Regions from separate parts of the Homo sapiens genome. Here all the other regions are linked to region 1. Evidence: read pairs that join two places in POLR2A ChIA-PET (ENCODE). Cell type or tissue: GM12878. All regions are shown on one strand. Region 1 overlaps HVCN1 (hydrogen voltage gated channel 1). Region 2 overlaps RAD9B (RAD9 checkpoint clamp component B). Region 3 overlaps ATP2A2 (ATPase sarcoplasmic/endoplasmic reticulum Ca2+ transporting 2).

The links. Peaks named below come from ENCODE experiments on the same cell type or tissue, not always from the same donor. Only the 100,000 strongest peaks of a DNase experiment are listed, where the experiment ranks them.
Region 2: POLR2A ChIA-PET joins it to region 1 with 7 read pairs; 4 of 35 experiments call an interaction of 5 or more read pairs at or near these places.
Region 3: POLR2A ChIA-PET joins it to region 1 with 5 read pairs; 1 of 35 experiments calls an interaction of 5 or more read pairs at or near these places.

The regions. Positions count from the first base shown.
Region 1 is chr12:110,674,986-110,678,985 of GRCh38, reverse strand. The region is part of intron 3 of HVCN1 (hydrogen voltage gated channel 1); the gene reads left to right. Among named protein-coding and RNA genes, the nearest start is that of HVCN1, 12 kb to the left of the region's middle. RefSeq lists enhancers at 1,114-1,473, 1,524-1,663. In GM12878, no CTCF peak of the experiment used is centred here; a DNase peak (open chromatin) is centred at 1,585; H3K4me3 peaks cover 1,541 bases; H3K27ac peaks cover 2,869 bases.
Region 2 is chr12:110,532,566-110,536,565 of GRCh38, reverse strand. RAD9B (RAD9 checkpoint clamp component B) reads right to left here. Exons shown (of 11, transcript NM_001286535.2): 11 at 3,010-4,000. PPTC7 (protein phosphatase targeting COQ7) reads left to right here. Exons shown (of 6, transcript NM_139283.2): 6 at 1-3,321. Among named protein-coding and RNA genes, the nearest start is that of RAD9B, 32 kb to the right of the region's middle. In GM12878, no CTCF peak of the experiment used is centred here; no DNase peak of the experiment used is centred here; H3K4me3 peaks cover 219 bases; H3K27ac peaks cover 2,167 bases.
Region 3 is chr12:110,287,213-110,291,212 of GRCh38, reverse strand. All of the region lies in intron 3 of ATP2A2 (ATPase sarcoplasmic/endoplasmic reticulum Ca2+ transporting 2), which reads right to left. Among named protein-coding and RNA genes, the nearest start is that of ATP2A2, 8.0 kb to the right of the region's middle. In GM12878, no CTCF peak of the experiment used is centred here; no DNase peak of the experiment used is centred here; H3K4me3 peaks cover 591 bases; H3K27ac peaks cover 227 bases.

The DNA of each region.
Region 1 (4,000 bases):
TACCTGGGTAACTTTTTCTTTTTTCTTTCTACACTTTTGTAAAACAAATAGCACAGCCCCTGCTCCTGGTTGACATGACTGAAGTCACAGGCTTGGACCAGACTCCCCTCTCAGTCATTCCCAGGGAAATAGGCAAAGCGTGTCCCCCCAAAACTGTGTCTTTAAACTCAACGCATTGGTGAGTCCTGAAATCCATTGAGTGGGCTACAGTCGACCTTTTAAGAAATGAAATAGGGCTAGGTGCAGTGGCTCACACCTGTAATCCCAGCACTTTGGGAGGCCAAGGCAGGCGGATCACTTGAGGTCAGGAGTTTGAGACCAGCCTGAGTAACATGGAGAAACCCCATCTCTATTAAAAATACAAAAAATTAGCCAGGCGTGGTGGTGCATACCTGTAGTCTCAGCTACTTCCTGGGCTGAGGTGGGAGGATCTCTTGAGCCCAGGACGTTGAGGCTGCAGTGAGTCCTAATCATGCCACTGCCCTCCAGCCTAGGTGGCAGAGTGAGACCCTGTCTCAAAAAAAAAAAAAAAAAAAAAAAAAAAAAGAAATAGAATGAAATGGAAAATAAGAGCGCCTCACATAGTAACTTCAGTGCTAGTTATGGAATGTGTGTACACAAGTCAGTGTGTACTGAGATGCAGGGTATGAAATGTGATTTCTTATTGAGAAACACCGCTCCAAACTCCCTTCCCAGCATGGGGCTTCCCCAGCTGTGAGGAGGGTGCAGGGCTGGGCAGTGTTCATGAGGGGTCCCGCAGGAGGAGGGGGAGCTGGGCTTGGCAGCCTGGGTTGGAATCCTAGCCTTGCTTCTCGCTGGCTGTGTGACCTGGGGCAAGTCACTGGCCTCTCTGTTCTCAGTTTCCTCATCCATAAACAGAGACATTGCAGTCCCCGCCTCATGGGCTTGTTACAGTATGTTAATGAAGGTCTTTGCACAGAGCTCAGAAAATATTAAATAGCAGGTATTCTGGGGATAGTTGGAATGATTACAGTTCCTACTCCTGTAAATATGTCCCATATAGTCTGTATGCAGCCCTGCCATCATCTCACCAGGCTGACCGGCTCATCTATCAGGCAGGAGGGTTCCTAACCCTATAGAAAAGGAGACAGTTGGGGAGCATGGCTTTAGGGGAACCTGGGCTGCCAGTTAAGCCCCTCAGCCTGTAAGCAGCTCCTCCTGCCAGAGCTGATCAGCTGTCACGGTGGTTGTTTTCATGAACCTCAGACTTCCTCCCCACCCTAGAGAAGGAAAAGTTTCTACACTTATTTAAAGACTTCCCTGATTTTAAAAATAGGCCTTCCTCAGAACACGGATCCCCTGGGGCAGGAAGGGAGAAGTGCTGGGGGCAGCTGAGCCTGCTGCTTGGAGTCCTCTTGCCTCCCCACAGAGAAGAGATTTGCTCAGGGGTTTCATTCCACCTTCCACCATCCAGGAGGTATGTTTAGCAGGAGCCTGTGGTCTGCCAGGCACAGAGGTCATGCTGTGAACAGCTGGGCCACATGAGAGTGTGATGGGGAAGGCCTGGCCAGCTCCTGAGAGCTGAGATGAAGAAGAAGATAGAGGACAGGGTGAAAGGGGGTTGCACATTCTACGCAAAAGAAGTCACGTGTGCAAAGGTCCTGTGGTTGGAGAAACCAGCCAAGTATGAAAGGCTCAATGTGGCCAGAGTGGGGACAGAGGTGAGAGGGAAGGTGAGAAGATGGGCAGACAGAGGCTAGATAGAGCGTGCAAAACAGGAGTGGGCTTCTGGGAGGCATTGATGTCTTTTTTTTTTTTAACAGACAAGGTCTTGCTGTATCACCCAGGCTGGAGTGCAGTGACACGATCACAGCTTACTGCAGCCTCAACATTCTGGGCTCAAGCGATCCGCCTCTCTCAGTCTCCCAAGTAACTGGGACTAGAGGCGAGCACCACTACACCTGGTTAATTTTTAGATTTTTTTGTAGAGACGGAGTCTCACTCTGTTGCCCAGGCTGGTCTTGAACTCCTGAACTCAGTGATCCCCCTCAGCCTCCCAAAGTGCTGGGATTACAGGTGTGAGTGACTGCACCCAGCCAAAAGTTTTAAATAAGGGAGTGTGTCAGGGTTCCCGAGACCCTATGCCCAGTGTCAGTGACTCACTAGGAGGACCTGTGGGACTCGCATGCAGATGTGCTCCTGGCTCAGATTAATTGCCACAAAAGGATTGAAATTAAAATCAGTAAAGGGAAAAGGCACGTGGGGTGAAGTTCAGAAAAAACCTGGCACAAGCTTCCAGAGCCCTCTCCTGGGTTGGGGGCAGAGGTCCTTGGGGTCACACTTATTTCCTCCAGCAGGGAGTTGTGACAAGATGTGTGAAGTGTTTGCAAGCAGAGCAGTTCCTTAGAGACCCAATGCCCAGAGTTTTCATTGGAGCTGGGCACAGAGGTACCCTCTGCCTGGCACTTAGAAAAATTCCATACTCTCCAAATGAAAGTAGGAGTTCAGCATAAACCATGCTGTTTCCACAAGCAGTCTAGGCACAATGAGCTGCTCTTATCAGGGAATGGCGGGAATTTTCCAGAAGTCCAAATTCCCAGATGCCAGTGGAGGCCAGGCAGGCCTGTCTGAGGAAGGCAGCCTCGGGACCGCTGGGCTGGCCCTTTTCTGCACAGGGAGTGATGTAGTCATGCTTGGAGGGATGCTCTCCTGCAGCTGATGGAGAATGCAGCAGGGAAGGAGAGAGCAGAGAGGAGCTGCGACAGCCTCCAAGTGAGGCAGGGGGTTGGCCAGGGCAGTGGCAGAGGGTGGGGGAAGTAGGTGGCAGATCAGGGGTCATTTAGTTGCTGAAATGCACCAGGCTTAATGCTGGACAGGGCTATAGGGGAGGATGAGTGAAGCTAGGACTGGGGACAGCCGCTCTGGCCCTGCCTGGGTGGTGTTAAGACCCTGGACCAGGAAGCAGCACACCCAGCTGCAAGTCTGTGGACTGTCCACTGACAGGTGGTGGTTACCATGTTGCAGTCTTCAGTTTGCTCCTCTGCTAAGGGAGGTAAGACTGCATCTCAGAACCTTGATCCCATCTCTTATTTATTTATTTTATTATTATTATTATTGAGACAGAATCTTGTTCTGTTGTCCTGGCTGGAGTGCAATGGCATTATCTCGGCTCACTGCAACCTCTGCCTCCTAGGTTCAAGTGATTCTCATGCCTCAGCCTCCCAAGTAGCTGGGATTATAGGCATGCACCACCACCACCCCCAGCTAATTTTTGTATTTTTAGTAGAGATAGAGTTTCACCATGTTGGCCAGGCTGGTCTTGAACTCCTGGGCTCAAGCAATCCACCCACCTCAGCCTCTCAAAGTGCTGGGATTACAGGCATGAGCCACCACTCCCAGTCCCATCTCTAAAATGTCATTTTTGTTGCTGAAAAAAAAATCTACTTTTCTGCCATTTTTTTCTCTGTATTGGCAGAGAAAAGAACAAAGCTAGCGGACTTGAGTTCCTGTGCTGGCTTTATCACTTACTTATGATTTTATTTTATTTTTGGTTTTCTGTTTCTTTTGAGATGGAGTCTTGCCCTGTCACCCAGGTCGGAGTGCAGTGGCACGATCTTGGCTCACTGCAACCTCCGCCTCCCAGGTTCAAGCAATTCCCCTGCCTCAGCCTCCCAAGTAGTTGGGACTACAGGCATGCGCCACCACGCCTGGCTAATTTTTGTATTTTTAGTAGAGACGGGGTTTCCCCACGTTGGTGAGGCTGGTCTTGAACTCCTGACCTCAGGTGATCCACCAGCCTTGGCCTCCCAAAGCGCTGGGATTACAGGTATGAGCCACCGCACCCAGCTTTATGTTTGTTTTTTAACAACGCTACATGAACATATGTATAGCATAATAAATTAAAACAGCAAACAGGTATATATTAGGTTGAATCATATGAAATTATCAATTTCTTCTAGTTTTTATCTACAAAGATGGCACTTTTAAGTCCTCTTTTATATCAGAAAAGTTTTCTTGAATTATATCTTTGTTCTAGTCT
Region 2 (4,000 bases), 140 kb after region 1:
TTTGTTATGATGATTGGTGTGGCTTTATGTCTTTGTTATAAACTCCTATTTTTCAGGGGCTTATGATTCTGCTCTAAAACATTGCTCTGGGTTATACAGTTTTGATCCCAAAAGCTTTTTTGTTACAAATCGGGAGAAAAATCCATTTTAGTTCTATGGATGGAAATATTTCATGCTTTTAAAAAGATGTTTGTGTTCCTGTGGTTAAAGTTTTGGCAGTTTATTGATTAGTCCAAATCACAGGCTAAGGCCTGATCTCCAGGAGGGGTAGGGGAGACACTTTACCAGTATTTTTTTATGGAAATAATACTCAAGGTTGTAAAACCCCTCAAAGCCTAGAAATTTAATTGTTATGGCTGAAATTCCTCCTAGTTGTCTGATAGAATGCCCCTGAATGGGAACTCTAGGTCCCAAGGCCTGAAGGGTTGAGAACAGACAGCTGTAACTTTGAATTTTGTTGGCTTTCAGTGGTCATGCTACCTACCCATACTCGTACTCTCAGACCTTTTATTAGTAGCCTTGCTTTCTATAGAGCATGCACCAAATCCAGTGAGTCCATGTGGAGAGAGCACTGTGTGCGCAGCGGCAGCAGCACAGACGTCCATGAGGAAAACTCCCAGTGATGATCTGACATTTACAATTACCCCACATGGAAATTTAGGGGTTTCTGAATCAAGCTTAATGTTTACAGTTTCCAAATAGCCATTTTGCAGTGTATAGTTTCCTTACAAAACTACCCCGCATTCAGTTTTCACATTATCTGCAAGCTGAAACTTATTTTTAAGTTTTGTGTACAAGTTGACTGCTGTAAAGATATATATTTTTGGGTCAGTTTTTTTCCTTCATTAACTTGGTGGTAGAAAAAAATATATACTTAGAAATCCTTAAATTAAAGCCATGTTTTATATATAAGTCAGGTAACATTGGTGTATAGATGAGAATGCAATTAAACCTGATGAGAATCTACTTGAGAATATAGAAAGTCTTTCTCTAAAGGAGATACTGACTCCCTGGTTTATTGCATTAAAATTTATGTTTGAGGTTACCTCAACTTGTTTTAAAAGATTTTGTTTTGTGAATTTGTACTGTATATTTGAGTAACTGTCAGGCTTTTATTTAAAATTGTTTAACATGTACCATGTACATGTCATTACTATATTTCAATGCATCATGCTTGTAACAGGCATTTCATTTATAATAAGAATGAGTTATTCATTTGTAAGCCGTTCAGTAATTTATCTACTATTCCTAAATTGGCATAATGTTAGATAATCTATTTTGAATCACCTTTAATTACATGTCAGAATGCCTTAACTACCCTAACTTGACAAAACAGAATTCTTTGGTAGACGCGGTGGGGGCGGGGTGGGGGGTCTGGACGGAGTCTCTATTTAAGGAGAAATCATCATGCTATGATAAAACACAGAAGCATGAGTGGCAAGTGGCGGGGTATTTATTTTGCACAAACTATTTGCAGTCTCTGTGTATTTAAAAAGTAAAGAAAGTTGCATCCAGAAGGGTTTTGTTAGAATGAATACATTTATATTAGGACTGACAACTTCAGCTCTTTTGTTTAGGTTTTCAATTATTTTTGGTAAGAGTATGTAGCCTTATGATCTGGATATATTTTGCATTCATTTTCCAACGCCTACATTTAATTCCTGGTAAGAGCAGTGCTCGTCAAGTTTCTGGTTTTTCTCTGCTCTCATTTAACCCGTCAAACACAATCTTTGTAAAGCTAGATTGGTGGTGTTTTATACAACTTATTTACTCAGCTTACCTTTTTGAGAAACGATTGTTAGAAATTGACGATGTGTTTGTTCCAGTGATACTGAAAGTAGTGGGGGCAAGAATTGAGTTTCACAGTGGAATTGGCTTTGGATCTGGCCTATAGATTAGTGACATAAAATATTTTCTCTATTTTCCCCTGTTCTTTTTGTGTTATGCACTTAATTTTATGACTGCCGGGGGGGTCAGCTGGAGTGCTGCTTAACAAGTATCTCTCCTACTCTCAGTGGTCAGAGGCTGTGTTGGACCCATAGTAGAATTTTCCAGGTCACAGACCCAAGCTTCCATGGGTTGTTACTGTGCTGTACCACTTGGTGGGTCTGATTCTGAACCTGATGTGTGTGTTAATTATATTTTAAGCAACACACACACACACACACGCCTCATGTAATGGACTTTTATAACAAAAGAAAAAATTTGGATTTCTAATTTACAAATGGCAAATTATTTATCCCTCTCTGGATGCACCAAAGACCAGTAAAGTTTATAGCTTTTCCATCTATATTTATAAAGCAATACTGTATTATAAAAATCAATATTTTTATCACATGCTTGAAATTTTTATTTTGTTGTTTTAAAATGTGCACTCTAAACATATCAGAACCTTATTTCTTCCTATGAACTTAAGCTGCCTGCGCACAAAAAAAAAAAAAATTTACCAAATGGAGATGCAGTAGAGTCCATAGGCTCTAAAAACTAAAAGAAATGGGATGCAGGGGGAACAAGTTATTTGTCCTGAGTTACTGTACTTGCTTGACATGGTTGTTGGGTACTAAATCACAAAAGAATCCATTCCAGGTATGCATGTCTGGGGGTTGGGCTGTGTCTAGATTAGAAACTGGGTTTCAAGCTTTGCATGATGGGAGAGCGTCCTCTCCTCTATCAGCTGCGTGTGTTCTGGATAGGACAGTAGCCCGGAGATGGAAACCACCTTCAGTACCATTAGCCCACCATACCAAGTAACAAGTTAGGCAGGAATCGTGGGAATTTATTGAGTCAGCTTTGAGTGTTTGAGAGAATGTAAACAAGATTGGCTCGAATTGTAAACGTTTGTACTTTGGATGAGTTCATGGTTCTTTAGGTCACCTTAATACCAGCTATCTTTGGTAGAAGCTACAGCATTCAGTTTCTCTGGAAACTGTATCACATTTTTGCATTTTAAAAATTTTACAGTATCAAAAAACCAAAATCTGCTTATGAAACAAAACATGAAGCAGGACATATTTGGATTCTATTTATTTAAAATTAAATTCTTTGCAAAATTGAACTTCTCAACTAAAACGTGTCCATGTCAGAATTTTAACTGTTAGCAGGTAGTTTGTGGCAAAGATGGCTAAATAATGAAGCAAATTAGAATCTGTGTGTATACTAATGAGCTGCTTTTTTTCTGTTGAGACTATCATTATTTGTCTTATTACCCAAGAGGCAATTACCTGAATTTGGATGTCTGAATTATAACTTATGCAGGAATAGTTCTGTAAATACATTTAAATAAACTGTAAAGATATTTAATAAATATAGTATTTATACTAATCTGTGTGCTTCTTTTGGTTTGAATAGTAACTAAATGAGACACCAGCCCTTGACATTGAGTTTGTTGGTCACTATCAGGTCCTCATTTCCAAGCCTCCTAGTCATTCTAGCACTGATTATATGCTGCTACTTTAACTGGCTCCAGCTGCTTCACTACATCAGTTTAGCTTCCTCAGAAATTCATCAAAATGGACGGACAATTAAATGTAAATTATAGAACTTTTTCCCAGCTGAGGCTTTGCACCTTCCGTATAGTATAGAGGGAAGCTACAAAAAAAATCTGCTGTACAGTCAGTCGTGTTGTTTAACAGAGATGTTCTGACAGATGCATCCTTAGCAATTTCATCATTGTGTACTGACACAAGCCTAGATGGTCTAGCCTACTACACATCTGGGCTATATGAATAGCCTGTTGCTCCTAGGCGACAAACCTGTATAACATGTTACTGTACTGAATACTGTAGGCAGTTGTAACACAACAGTAAGCATCTGTATATCTAAACATAGAAATGTTTCAGCAAAACTATGGTATGAAAGACAAAAAAATGGTACACCTGTATAGGGCAGCTCCATTATCTTATGGGACCACCACTGTCTGTGCAGTCCATCGTTGACCAAAACGTTGTTATGCAGCACATGACTGTATTTCAGCTTAGCACTCTGTATCCAAATTCTAAAA
Region 3 (4,000 bases), 390 kb after region 1:
AAAAAAGCCGGGTGCGATGGCTCACGCCTGTAATTCCAGCACTTTGGGAGGCCAAGGCGGGGGGATCACCTGAGGTCTGGAGCTCGAGACCAGCCTGACCAACACGAAGAAACCCTATCTCTACTAAAATTACAAAATTAGCAGTGTGTGGTGGTGCATGCCTGTAATCCCAGCTACTCAGGAGGCTGAGGCAGGAGAATCGCTTGAACCCGGGAGGCAGAGGTTGCGGTGAGCCAAGATCGCACCATTGCACTCCAGCCTGGGCAACAAAAGCAAAACTCAAAAAACAAACAAAAAACTATACTTCATGGCTGGGTGTGGTGGTTCAAGTCTGTAATCCCAGCACTTTGGGAGGCCGAGACAGGTAGATCGCCTGAGGTCAGGAATTCGAGACCACCCTGGCCAACAAGGTGAAACCACCTCTACTAGAAACACAAAAAATTAGCCAGGTGTGGTGGCGCACACCTGCAGTCCTAGCTAGTTGGGAAGCTGAGGCAGGAGAATCGCTTGAACCTGGGAGGCAAAGGTTGCAGTGAGCTGAGATCGCACCACTGCACACCAGCCTGGGCGTTAGAGCAAGACTCAGTCTCAAAAAAACAACTATACTTCTTAAAAATACCTTATCTTTTGATGTAATAATTCCATTTTAGAATCCAAATAAAATCTGGGGAGAGGGAATAAATTCCATTCATTTTATATGTATCTATTTAGAAAAAATAAAACTTCAATTCTTGATTAAAGTAAAAGGTGATCATCTAACAGTCATGTTCATTTAGTTATTATTCATATCAAGTAATATCCATGTGACATAAATCCACAGTATAAACAACTTGATCACTGACTTAAATTTTAGAGCATATATAAACTGTTTAATTCTAGGCCGGGAACAGTGGCTCATGCCTATAATCCCGGCACTTTGGGAGGCCAAGGCAGGAGGATCATTTCATGCCAGGAGCTTGAGACCAGCCTGGGCAACATAGCGAGACCCTCATCTCTATAAAAGAAACAAAAAACCAGTTAATTCCCCGTTTCTTTTCAGTGGTACTACTGAAGGCTGTTTCAGAACCGCAAAGCTGTTGGGAGATCCGAAGTGTATTTTGTAGGTTATCCTCCATATGACATTTATACAGCAACACAGCACTTCAGAGATAACCTAAGTCCAAAAATGTAACTGGTCACAGAACACTGCCCCAAGAAAATGGGGCAGAGGTTTAAACTTTTAGCTCATACAACTATAAACTTGTTAAGATTTAAAAACTACAAAGTAAGAGTCACACTGCACTTCCCAATCCAACAACTATAAACGTGGTAAAAAGAGAGAACTCACCACAATGAATACTAAGAATAATGAATATGGTAAAGAGTGGTCTATGTGGTTAAAAATTTAAAAACCTCTTTTTGTGGAAACTTACCAATCCAGAAACAGTGTTAACCACATCTAATGATTTAATCTTGGAGGTCGAATTTTTTTTAATTAAAAAATTGCTTAAAATGTTTGCATATTTCATAATAAAATCTTCTTTAAAAGATCTACTTAGTAAATCATGAAAACACTCCTCCAAATGATTTATGGCAATAATGAATCCAAATGACTCATTAGAAGACGGCATGAATAAGAAATATCTGTTTGAGCAGGACAAAAAGAAAAATAAAAACAGGAGGCACCAGGACCACCAAGTCCTGACAGATGCCAATCACCACCAACGTCCAGTGAGCTAGGGCAAACAGACAACCAGAATGAGTATAATAAATGTTACTGTATGCTTTCAACAGGGCATTCTAGTGTTAAGGCCAGGAATAATGCCAGAATGAAAACTTCTCTAGGAAGTTATAAATTTTGATAGATGCAGGATCACAGCTGCTCTGATACTAGACTTTCAAACATTTGCCAAGGAGAGCATATCAGAAACAAGAAACTTTAATTAGCTCTTGGGGGAGAAAAATCGCTCAACTTGAAGAGTAACTATGACCTTTCCAAAAGGTCAGTGAGGCATTAGCAACTGTAAGATAAGCTTCACACCTTGTTAAAGTGGGTATGAATTTCCCTCTTGGCAGTAAAGCCTGGGGAACAAACTTAAAGCAACATCCCCTGATAGCTAGAGCAAAGGGAAAGACAATGGCAAGCAGTGATGGGACCATCAGAGCAAACCTCTACTTTAAAATACTACAGCCCAAAATGAAGAACAACCATATCAGATCATGTCGGGCAGTCCTTCACAGTTCTGATCTATTGGTAAGAAAACCTCTTGCCTTGTGTAAGGAGAAAGAGGATTGACAACAGAAACCATGAGACTGGGAGGGAGATGGGGTAAGAGAAAGGGGAGGAAAACTGGATGAGTGACATTACTGAAACGCAAGATCCCTTACTGCAGTATTATAGTACTATAGTAATGTGAGTTCATAATTATGGTTTGCCAGAAGTTATACAAAGTATACTTATACAAGGAACTGGGAAAATGTTTCTAAAAATTTTGACAACAGGTTGAATATAAAGAATTATCTGTTTCAAGCCAGGAGCAGTGGCTCACACCTGTAATCACAGCACTTTGGGAGGCTGAGGTGGGCAGATCACCTGAGGTCAGGAGTTCAAGACCAGCCTGACCAACATGGCGAAAACCCATCTCTACTAAAATACAAAAAATTAGCCGAGTGTGGTGGTGGACGCCTGTAATCCCAGCTACTGGGGAAGCTGAGACAGGAGAATCGCTTGACCCCGGGAGGCAGAGGTTACAGCGAGCCGAGATCGCGCCATTGCACTCCAGCCTGGCTGACAAGAGCAAAACTCCATCTCAAGGAAAAAAAAAAAAAGAATTATCTGTTTCAGCTGGGTGAGGTGGCTCATGCCTATAATCCTAATGCTTTGGGAAAATCTCTTAAGGCCAGGAATTGGAGACTAGCTTGAGTAACATAGTGAGACCCTATGTGTATAAAAAAAAATTTTTTTTTAATTAGTTGGGCATGGCAGGGCATGCCTGTAGTCCTGACTACTCGGGAAGATTGCTTGAAACCAGGAGTTTGAGGTTATAATGAGCTATGATCGTGCCACTACTACATTCCAGCCTAGGTGACAGAGTGAGACTCTGCCTCAAAAAAAAAAAAAAAAAAAAAAAAGGGCAAAGCATGATGGCTCACACCTATAGTCCCAGCTACTTGGGAGGCTCAAGAATCAGGCTTCAGCCCAGGTGTCTGAGGCTGCAGTGAGCTATAATCGCACCACTGCATTTACCCGCTGGGCGACAGGAGACCCTATCTCCAGGAAAATTGAAAATTTTAAACAGTGTGTAAAAGGATTATCTGGGCTGGGTGAGGTGGCTCATGTCTGTAATCCCAGCACTTTGGGAAGCTGAGGCAGGCGGATCACCTAAGGCCAGGAGCTGGAGACCAGCCTGGTCAACATGGAGAAACCCCGTCTCTACTAAAAATACAAAAAATTACCCGGGCGTGGTGGTGCATGCCTGTAATCCCAGCTACTCGGGAGGCTGAGGCAGGAGAATCACTTGAAGCTGGGAGGTGGAGGTTGCAGTGAGCCAAGATCGCACCACTGCACTCCAATCTGGGCGACAGAGCAGGACTCCGTCTCAAAAAAAAGACAGCGAAAAGGTAACAAGCTTCATGAACAGCAGCAAAGAAAAGTAAAAGAGAAGACCACTGCCCCATAGTTTTGGACATAAACAGTGTTTCTTCTTCCCTTTGCTTTGTGCTAAATACAATAATACCTGTCTTCTGGGACATACATTATCAAACAAGTTCAATGCTTCAAATGTGCCAGTATTATTCAAAGTAACCACTTGCTAATGAACACTCAACTACATTAAACTGTTAAAAATAGAGTAGGGATAGAGTATCTCCCAATTATTATCCACAAGATTAATCTCTGTACAGCACTGAAATACTGTACAACACTCTGTACTGCATTATACTTCTGATAAGTATACTAAAGCAAAAAAAAAATTTTTTTTTGAGACGGAGTCTCACTTTGTCACTCAGGCTGGAGTGCAGT